Regions from separate parts of the Homo sapiens genome. Here region 2 is linked to region 1. A link is a loop called in an ENCODE intact Hi-C map of the cell type or tissue named here. Cell type or tissue: sigmoid colon. All regions are shown on one strand. Each heading gives the region's core, and the rest is flanking DNA. Links, peaks and the distances in the headings are about the cores only.

Region 1 (5,371 bases), core at 138-5,137:
GCTTGGGGCTTACTCTTTGAAGAAGTGGTTCTCAACCTGGTGGGTTTGCCCCCAGGGGACTTTTGGCACTGTCTGGAGACATTTTTAAGTGTTTCTGGTGGGGGGGGGGGCGGCAGCGGGGAGCTGCTACTGGCCTTTAGTGCATAGACCCCAAAGATGCTGTTCCACATCTTGGAGTGCACAGAACGACCCCCATACGTCAGCAGAGCTGAGGTTGAGAAAGCCTGCTTGAAAGGTACAGTAGTCGTGGCCTGGGTCTCATCTACAAGTCCACTGGGTGCGCTGCCTGTATTGCATGCGATATATTTAGAAATCTGAAATTCCATAAAGCAAGTAAGCTCTTATTTGCCTCTGAGGTACCATGGTTGGCAAGTTCGAAGTTTCACAGAAAATTTGGGGTTGAGGAAAATGTTAAGTGGCATTAAATATATTTGAAAACCCCGTAGTAAATGAAAATTCTAGAAGTCATCTACTTCTAAAACAAACTAGATTCATTGGCTTTGTGAAGCTGTTGTGGTCGATGGCTCAGCTTTCCCAGTCACCTCTTCAGTTATTTGGGAAACTTGCTCTGGTGCTGTCATCTGCAGCCTCCTTCATGTTCTAAGTTATGTGGAGTATACCTTTTTTTTTTTTTAAGTGTTTGAACTAGCCCTTACTTGCTTAACAGTTAATGTTTTTGCATTCGTAGTCTCCCTTGTTTTATTTTCTCAAGTTTTTGCAAAATTCTTACATAACCGTCTGCCGTTTTTATAGGGCAGTGTTTCTGAGCCGGGTGCTCTGTCCATACATCTCCTCTTGAGAGGGTGGATGGCTGCCAGCTGCTGTGGTTGGGAGGGATAGGGAGGGAGTAAGGGGATGCAGGGTAGGAGGCGGTGATTATTTTTATGTTAAGGGACCCCAGGCCTCAGACCAGAAATGTCTAATATAGTGTCAGGAGTGATCTTTTAGCCAGCAAGTGTTAACTGATCTGACCCTTGGCCTTCCCCCCCACCCCCCAGCCTATCACACAGACAGGAGGTAAGGAAACCATAGAGGGGAGAAGAAAACAGGGAGACAGAGATCGAATTCCAGAAAAGGAAGGGCTGCCAGTGGTAGGCAGAGTCACCCCTAGAGTGGCCTGGGCTCCCACTTTATAGACATGTGCAATACTTGAAGATAGCTCTTTTTACATCTAAACCAGCGGTTAGTCAGTGTCCCATTGGTGTCAGTCGCACTGATGGTGCTCAGGGCCATTGCTCTGCAGCCACCTTTGCAGTCCCATACGTGGTAACGAGTCCTGTTCCTGCAGAACGCACTCTGCGTTCTGGTGCTTTTCTGTCTTCTCGTCTAACCTATAAACTGCCAACTCCCAACTCTATATCTCCATTTACAACTTCTCCCAAGCTTGAACCTTTTGTCACCCTGATCACCCTGCAAGTACCTTACCCTGCAGGTACTTGTAAAAATGAAAGTCCTCTCCCTTCCTTCTGGAAGGTGATCACCATCCACCCAGCCTTCTAGGCCAGGAGTCTTACTGCCGTCCTGACGTATGTCTGTCCTGCCCCAATGTTCGATCAGTCACCAGGCCCTCTGCAAAACCACACTCCAGTCTGGCCCTGGCATTGGCTGTTCTATCGTTTCTGACCTAAGGCCCTCATCAAGTCACAAACGCCTCCCAAGTTAATTTCCTGCCACCAGTTTCTCCTTACTGCAGTTCATCCTCCACTCTGCTGCCAGAATCATCAGAACTAAAGCCGTGCGTGGTGTTTGCCTGCTTAAAAACATCTCTTGGCTCTCTGTTGTCTACAGGAAGAAATCCAAACTCCTTAACTTGGCATACAAGGAACTTCGTCTGCTTCCAAGCTGAATTTCTAGTCTCAGCTCTTGTCACTCTCTTCTACCCCACTGCCACACTGAATTGATTCTTACTGCCTCCTGTTGCCTGGATTGTTCATTCTGTTGCATCCCCATCCCCTTCCTTCAGCAATAAAAATTTTGTACTCTTTTTTTCAAGACCCAGCTTAAATACTACCTCTTCTATGGAGAATTAGCTCTTCTGTTGTGAGTAACTTTTACCCCCATCTGTCAAGTCTTGTCTGTTGTAATTTATCTCTTAACATGTTTCTCTCACTTCAAGAATATTTTCCCATCTCCTGCACCTAGAACGATTGCATAGTTGGTGCTCACTCACCACTGTGTGTTGATTTCTGATACAAAAATGAGAGTTTCTGAAGATTTTGGAGAATAGCCACATGTAATTTGGAAGCTAAGGCCTAAATAGTGCTACAAATTCAATGAAGGAAATAGACATGAACTAACGATTTCAGCATACCCATCATGCAGAAGGTGGTGCTAGGTGGGAAAGAATTAAGTTCTTTGGTGGGAAAGAATTTTGAATTACAGAAATTCTAAAATAAAAGTTGGCTCAGCTTAATGTAAAAGTGAAAAAAACTCCTTGTTAATGCCTGGTTGCACTAAAAGCTGTCACACTGGGGCCTTTACTAATTATAACCATTTTTCATGGCTCTTGATTTGAAGTTTACATTAAATAGGAGAGATGGGCACACAGATCAAAGACCAAAATCATTTCAGAGCTCCAATGTGTGGGCCCATTTTCTCTGCTTAGTTAGAGTTTTGTTTCATTAGTGGTATGAGTTAATAGGAGTGTTGGTCTGTGTATAATTTAGCTTCTCTTTTTTCCATTACTCGTAGGATTCAAAACAGAATACCAAGCCAGAAATCTACAGGGTATAAATCTTGCTTTATGTGTTTGTATGTGTCTGTGTATGTGCAGTATACACGTGGTAATAGTTGATTTTAGATCATATTTATAAAAATAATCATTTTCACTGTTTTAAGGGAGCTCCCTTTATTCTGACACTTCAGTGTAAAAAACAAAACATTTCTCTGAATATACAAAATCAAAATCTTAATTTTCTCATAAAAGAGGTAGATATGTCTTCAGAAATAGGGGAGATAACCAGGAAGATGGGGTGGGTGTTCTGAAACACAAAGGTGAACCATGTGAATAGGTTTCCTGTTTTTTTTTTTTTTTTTTTTTTTTTTTTTTTTTTTTTGAGACGAAGTGTTTTACTCTTGTCACCGAGGCTGGAGTGCAATGGCGCAGTCTTGGCTCACTGCAACCTCCGCCTCCCAGGTTCAAGCGATTCTCTTAGCCTCCCGAGTAGCTGGGATTACAGGCGCCTACCACCACACCCAGCTAATTTTTGTATTTTTTTTAGTAGAGATGGGGTTTCACCATGTTGGCCAGGCTGGTCTTGAACTCCTGACCTCAGGTGATCTGCCCACCTTGGACTCCCAGAGTGCTGGGATTACAGGCATGAGCCACCGCGCCCCACCAGATTTCCTTTTTAAACAATGAATTTTTATTTTTTATTTTTTTGGAGACAGGGTCTCTCTATGTTGCTCATGCTGGTCTCAAATTCCTAAACTCCTGGGATGGAGCAGTCCTCCTACCTCAGCCTCCCAAAGTGTTGAGATTACAGGTATGAGGTATGAGCCACTGAGCCTGACATGAATTTAAAAAAGCAAAAAGAAGAAAATGACATAGTGTGTGGAAGTTCTTGGTATTTTTTATACAAGATGAAATCCTGGTTGATTAAAAATATATTACTATAAATATTTTTTAACAAGTGCTTATCTGCTAACTAGAGTTTAGGCTCAGATTTGGCAGATACATTCAGATATAATATTCTAACGTAGTTTTATTTATCAGGAGGCTCATATATTTTCCTCTTCAATACAGAAAATAGTTTTTTGTTTTCTTTTTGAGACAGAGTCTTGCACTATCTCCCAGGCTGGAGTGCAGGGGTGGAATCTCAGCTCACTGCAACCTCCACATCTTGGATTCAAGCGATTCTCCCACCTCAGCCTCCTGAGTAGCTGGGATTACAGGCGCATGCCACCACACCTGGCTAATTTTTGTATTTTTAGTAGAAACAGAGTTTCACTATGTTGGCCAGGCTGGTCTCAAACTCCCAACCTCATGTGATCTGCCCGCCTTGGCCTCCCAAAGTGCTGGGATTACAGGTGTGAGCCACCGCTCCCGCCCAGAAAATAGGTTATTTTAAAGTCAGTTTTTCCTTTGCTTTAGGAATTTTAAATGTTTTGGAGGATAATTTTATAAAACTAGTGAACATCTCAAACAGGTTTTCTATGGCTTGGTTAGTTAAATCTGTATGTATTTGGCTAAAGTGTTCTATTAAAAGTTTAAAACCAAGTATAGTTTAAAGGAGGCTTAACTTGCGTGTCTCTGAATTTGATTTGTATTTAAATCATGAAAAGAAGGTTTCTGAGAACCATTTGTTCAAAAGCTTAATAAGGCTTCACAACCTCCTGTCCTGGAGTGTGATTCAGTATGAGATTTAGCGTCCTTTTGAAAATAGTCAGTTTTTCACCACCAAATTTGCCAATCCCATGGTGTTTTTTTTAATTTTTTTTTTTTTTTTTTTTTTTTTTTTTTAGAGACAGGGTTTCACCATGTTAGCCAGGCTGGTCTCAAACTGCTGACCTCAGGTGGTGCACTCACCTCGGCCTCCCAAAGTGATGGGATTACAAGCGTGAGCCACTGCACCTGGCCTCCCATGGTGTTATTATTTTTTTAACATTTACAGATTTTTATTGATTCAATACATATTTGAATATCCACTATGCAAGGCTACTGTGTTAAGCACCAAGTTTACTGGTATGGGAAAGATAGTTGAAAGCCTCGTAGAGGATATATTGCATCAAAAGAAATGGCAGGCGTGGTGGTTCACGCCTGTAATCCCAGCACTTTGGGAGACCAGCCTGGCTAGTATGGTGAAACCCCATCTTTACTAAAAACACAAAAATTAGCTGGGCGTAGTGGCGGGCGTCTGTAATCCCAACTACTCAGGAGGCTGAGGCAGGAGAATCGCTTGAACCCTGGAGGCAGAGGTTGAATGAGCTGAGATCGTGCTACTGCGTTCCAGCTCGGGTGACAGAGCGAGACTCCATCTCAAAAAAAAAGAAAAGGACACGTGTTCAGCAACTAAGAAGTCATTTTTATATACACGTGCTAAGTGCCACCAGTGTGTGGCCTTTGTGTGTGGGGGAGGAGTGAAAGATGCTGGGAGGCCGGTCAAGGAAGGCACCTTGTGGAAGTGACATTTGAGCTAATAGCTGAAGGATGGGTGAGAGGAAAGAAAAAGCGTCAGAAAACGGCTTGTACAAAGACCCTGAGGTTGGAGAGAGGTGTGCGTCCAGGAAAATGAGAAAAGCACAGTGTTTGGAGGAAGACAAGACACAGAACCAGTGAATTACAGGGATGGTGCGGTAGATAAGGGCTAGAGCAGGCTGCTAGGAACTCTGGGAAGCTACGAAAAGTGTTAGGCCAGATTAGCATGATGAG
Region 2 (5,371 bases), core at 200-5,199, 52 kb after region 1:
TCCTCCTTCCACTGCCTTCTCTAAGCTAAGCTGTTAGGGGAGAAGCATTTCAAACGCTTGTATCTTCCACAAGTCATTTTGGTTTTCTAAGGAGTGTCATCCTGAATTCTGGGAATTCGAAGCCCAGATTTAAGGTAAATCACCTGCCCTGGGATTGCTTAGCTTGCAGCTCGTCCCTGGGGCAAAGTGGAGAATCCCGTTGCTGCTGCACCCTTTCCCTGAGCATGTCAGAAAGGCCAGCCCGGCGACCTCAGGGCCTGTGAAAGAGTTGCAGGATATTGCCTAAAACTCTATGCAAACTGCTACTGAACTTTACCCTAGCTTCTTACCAGAAGCTGGAAATGTGACCGAAGATACTTAGATTCACTTCAGAGATGTGTCCCAGAACACTCCCATTTCTACCATACATTGTCATGGTGTCAGCCATGCTGTATTCAGGTGCTGCAGTTAGTTGGGAGAGAAGCAGCTTGGTGAATATAGGGAAGAAAGAGCTGCATCCCTGTGGCAGCCAGTAGTGTGTACTTCCGTAATTAACCAAACGTGAAGCTGACCAGGATTGGTTTCAGCAGCAACTGAAGTCAGAGGGGTTTTTATTTCCTGGTCGCCAGATAGCATGGCGACTGTGTCAGCAGCTGTTCTCATTGGCCAGGGGATTGCATTTGGGAAAAGCCAAATTATATTTATTTTAAATTGTCCAACTTGTGGGCTGGGACAGGATTTTTTTTTTTTTTTTTTTTTGAGATGGAGTTTTGCTCTTGTTGCCCGGGCTGGAGTGCAATGGCACTATCTTGGTTCACTGCAACCTCTGCCTCCTGGGTTCAAGCAATTCTCCTGCCTCAGCCTCCTGAGTAGCTGGGATTACAGGTACCCGCCACCACGCCCAGCTAATTTTTTGTATTTTTAGTAGAGATGGGGTTTCACTATGTTGGCCAGGCTGGTCTCGAACTCCTGACCTCAGGCAGTCTACCCGCCTCAGGCGTGAGCCACCGCTCCCGGCCGGGGACAGGAATTTTTTTAGAAGACCATCAAGGTGAGCTCCTGCCTTCAAGGTTTTGGCAATCCAATAGGGGAAGCAGATGGGTGAATTGAGGAGTTAGGAGAATCATCCCAGGGACTACCTGGAATGTTGGAGGATAAATAGTGTAGCATCAGTAGCTCGCATGCTGGAGGATGCCACAATGTTTGTAAAGTATTTTAACAAGCACTCCTTTGAACCTATATTGTAAGGTAAGGAGGGCAGTGTTATCAGCTTCATTTTTCAGCTAGGAGAACTGAGGCTCAGAGTTCGGTGGCTCCATTGATGGCAAGCTGGATTTCCAGGCCAAAATTTAAGACTCCCCATGTCAGGCTGGGCACGGTGGTTCACGCCTGTAATCCCAACACTTTGTGAGGCCGAGGTGGGAGGATCACTTGAGGTCAGGAGTTTGAGACCAGCCTGTTCAACAAAACTCCATCTTTACTAAAAATACAAATTTAGCCGGGTGTGGTGATGCATGCCTGTAATCCCAGCTACTCGGGAGGCTGAGGCAGGAGAATCACTTGAACCCAGGAGGCAGAGGTTGCAGTGAGCCGAGATCATGCCACTGCACTCCAGCCTGGGTGACAGAGTGAGACTCCGTCTGAAAAAAAAAAAAAAAAAAAAAAGATTCCCCATGTCATGTGCTTTTAAAGTTATGCTGTAATGGTTTATTCTTGCACATGCTTTTGGAATCTTAAGGTATTATGCAGAGAGGACAAGTGTTATGCAAGATAGATTGTCCCCTTAGAAGTGCAGAATCTGGAAGTCAGAAGAGTCTTCTAACCTGGTCTCCCACCCATTGCCGGACTGGGGTTTTTTGTTTGCTTTTTAATTAACTAGTGGTTACCCACCCTCTGCTTGAAGACTCCTGGGGACAGCGAGCTCATTACCTTATCTGGCCTGTATCCATCTGAGGGCTTAGTTCAAAGCTCTGGTTTAAAGAATCATGGAGCTCCAGAGTTACTTGTTTGTGCCTCATTCCTTCCATGGTGGACCTGTGCAATGAGTGTGCCCCTCTTCCACACACCAGTCCTGCAGCTTTTGTAGCTGGCTCTTGTCTCCATTCTGTTAGCCATTTCCAGTTTTCCCCTTGACTTGGTTTCCCAATCCTCTAGCTTGCTAATGACCCTTCTCCAAATGGTTTTTCAAAGACCCTTCTTGTGCTACAGTGGAAAGTACAAGATTTTTGGAGTCAGACAACCCCAGGCTAGACTCCTGGCTCCGCCCTTTAAGAGCTGTGCTATATCTAGCAAATAACCTAATCATTACCTTACAAGATGTGGGGGAGGATTAAATATATGTAAAGTGCCTAGCATATTTCTAGCATAGAGTTTATGTCACAAGTGTTAGTGCCCTAGGTTATCAGGGAAGTGGGTGCTCTGGAAAAAATATAATTGGATGCACATTAGATTTCCAGTATACTCTGACTTGAATCCTGTTTTCTGTTACTTATAGCAACATTCTTTTCTGTTTTCAAATTCCTCAACCAAGGTGTGTTGTGGAGGCCTCTTCCTACCCTTTCTTGCACCTGGGTCTACCTGATAAGCCAGGAGAGCAGATCTTAGGGTGGGACAGGGCAGGGGAGCTGCTCAACTTAATTCCCTGTGGGACATCTTTAGCCTTGGCCCAGGAAACCCTGCCTTGCCCTGGGGGTAGGTGAGGGTGCCCTGTGGGCCCTCTGCCCCTGTGGTCCAGCATGGGTGCTTCCTTATTAGAGCATAGTCCACCTTGGGCACCCAGAGTAGAGACGATACATGTTTCTGCTAAGTTAGGCAAGAAAGTGATGAAATACCAGGGTCCTGGCAGGCAGGCTGAAAAACAATGTTTAGGAAAAGTCTGGCTTTTTTGGGGAAAGGGCCAGGGACTCAACTCTTCCCACAGCTGAGTGCCGAGGGCTGCTGTGTCCCCTCCCAGGGGAGCCGGGTGCTGTGTGACAAATGGCTGCCATTTAGCAGCTGTGTCTTGGCCTTGCAAATCTGGCAGTAGTTAGATCCTGGCAGGAAGACATGCTCCCTGGAGAAGAGCTACAAGAAGTGGAGTCAGCTTCTTCATAGTCCTCATGTACTAGCAGGAAAGCTTATCACTGGGACTGTGCCCCATTTCCTTCCTTTAAAGAAGCACAGAGCCTTGCAGAGAGGTGCAGGAAGAAGAATGGGGTACCACAGGATGGTTTTATCTGGCATTGTCCAGAAAATCTCCCTAGCTCTCCCGTGGATCATGTTTTAAATACTCAATCTGACTGACGTAGATAAATTTGGTAGGCAGGGACCCTGTCTCCCCAGTCAATGTGTGCCTCCCTGCTGAAGTTATATTTAATGTAATAATTTAAATGTCCAAGTGATTTTTAAGAGAAGCTGCTTCCTGCATGGAACCTATTACTCTGCATTAAGCTGCTCCTTCCCCCACACTTTACAAAATATTGAAGTTTTCCTTTACCTAAGAACAACCGACATTGCTTTTGAAAAGGAGCATCAGTAGCTTGTGTTATTTCTAATAAAATGCTCCAGGTCAAGACCAGCGGGGTATTTGAAACCTAGTCAGAGTAAGGAGCAGACACCCTGGCCTGTGAGAATGACCTCTGATTTTCCTTCCTCCACCCTCTGGTCCCATTAAGAGATAAACTGTAGTAGATGGTGAGCAGTTTCCAAGGCTGTAAGAGGGAACCCCAGGGCTGCGTGTCTCCCCTTGAGGTCATCTCCCTAACTGTTCTCCCCGTCACCTGCCCCTTGTTGCTCACTCCTCACTGCCCAGGAGCAGCAGAGAGGTGAGGGAGGGTATCCGGGGCCACCAGGAATCCTGGCTGAAGGGCTCAGGTTTGGAGGTGATCCACAACCACCTCCAAGGAGCTTTTCGGGAAGTACCACAGGCTTGGCAACTGCTGTTTGCTGGAGAGAAGGCTTTTAGGATCCAGGGCTGCGTGAAGGCCCAGGCCATGTGGTTTTGCCAGCCATGCACTGCAGGCTGGCCTTGCCTGTCTGAAGCCTACCTCTGATGTGTGTTTGTTCCTGAGGAAGCCCTGCATAGATCCATTCCTCCCTGTCCCTCATTTATTATTATTTTTTATTGTGGTAGATAAAGCCAGAGTTAGAAATGGGGATCTTTGTCTCTGACCCAGGGCCTTGGTTTTTGCTCTGGAGGTGTATGATAAGCCAAGCAGCTTCTCCCAAATCCTCACTAAAGGAAGGTTTTCAGTGAGATCCTGAGCTTCTTCATGAGCTGGTTCTCAGGGCTGGATGGAAGCCTCCAGAGAGCTGTTAACTCAGAAACTCACACTGCTGTGCCAGCCCCCAGAGGGTTTCTGACTCGGTAGGTCTGGGGTGGGACTGAGAATTTGCATTTCTAATAAAGGGCTGGATGCTCATGCCCTTGGGGTTTGTTTGGTGGAGGGTCTGTAGTAGTTAATTTCTCCCTGCCTCGTGTTGGTGGATCTTCTCTGCAAGGTCAGCTCATCAGATAGGACTAGACTGTTCAGGATTCAGGCAGAGCCTCCTTTGCTTGGCTGCTTCTAGAACACAAGGGTATATAACGTGAAGTGCCCCATCACTTTGCAGAGCAAGCGTAGTGTTTCCAAACTCTTGCCCGCTGCAACGAACCTTTTAGACTGAGGTGGAAGTCCAGTTCTGCCTCCTGCCAGGGAGAGGAGGGCAGAGGTGAAGGGGGAGGAGAGCACTCCGCCTTCCTGCCTTGACGGGGACGGAAATGGAAAGCCAGGTGCAGAGCATCTGGAAGGGCAGCAGTGATGCAGAGCGAGATTATTAGAAGTCAGAGAACGTGACTAAGGGAGCACACCTGTGCTCTCCAGCCATGGGCCAGGAGTCGCACACTTTTCCAAAAGAAATTTAACAGAGTTCAGCAACTGGATTTATTACATTGCTCTACCACGCAGCAGCTCTAGGATCTTGGAGACAAGTGACTCAGTCCCTCTCAACCTTTGTCTTTATGGCTGTACACTGGGAACAATCCTCATGGTTGTTGTTTTGAGGATTAAATGAGACAGTGCATGTGGCACATGGTGCTCAAAAATGGTTAGCCATGATGAAGTGTGATGGGTGTGATGGCAACATTAGAGGTGAGTGTGTCCTGGAATTTGGAACCACGAGCCATGGGTCAGTGGGAGTCATGTGGAACATGGCCATGAGGGATGAGGTCAGGAGAGGGGTGCAGGCAGATATTCTGGGGCAAGGAACTGAGCAGAAAGGGTAACCAAGGGGACTGGTGTGCGACGGGGCCAGAAGGTGGACTGAGGCCAGAGCATGGAGACTCTTGAATGGCAGGTTAAAGAGCCTGACCATTAGTCTTTTTTTTTTTTTTTGGAGATAAAGTCTGGCCCTGTTGACCAGGCTTGAGTACAGT

What was found. Hi-C counts contacts between places; a loop is a spot of excess contacts. Peaks named below come from ENCODE experiments on the same cell type or tissue, not always from the same donor. Only the 100,000 strongest peaks of a DNase experiment are listed, where the experiment ranks them.
Region 2: it touches region 1 in a loop (2.6-fold over the local background); 16 of 110 quality-filtered maps call a loop at or near these places.

The regions. Positions count from the first base shown.
Region 1 is chr6:7,114,370-7,119,740 of GRCh38, forward strand. All of the region lies in intron 1 of RREB1 (ras responsive element binding protein 1), which reads left to right. Among named protein-coding and RNA genes, the nearest start is that of RREB1, 9.1 kb to the left of the region's middle. RefSeq lists a silencer at 1,087-1,381 and an enhancer at 4,619-5,194. In sigmoid colon, for the core only: no CTCF peak of the experiment used is centred there; no DNase peak of the experiment used is centred there; H3K27ac peaks cover 1,846 bases.
Region 2 is chr6:7,166,633-7,172,003 of GRCh38, forward strand. All of the region lies in intron 1 of RREB1 (ras responsive element binding protein 1), which reads left to right. Among named protein-coding and RNA genes, the nearest start is that of RREB1, 61 kb to the left of the region's middle. RefSeq lists enhancers at 1-118, 2,336-2,837, 2,838-3,337. In sigmoid colon, for the core only: no CTCF peak of the experiment used is centred there; a DNase peak (open chromatin) is centred at 2,859; H3K27ac peaks cover 2,608 bases.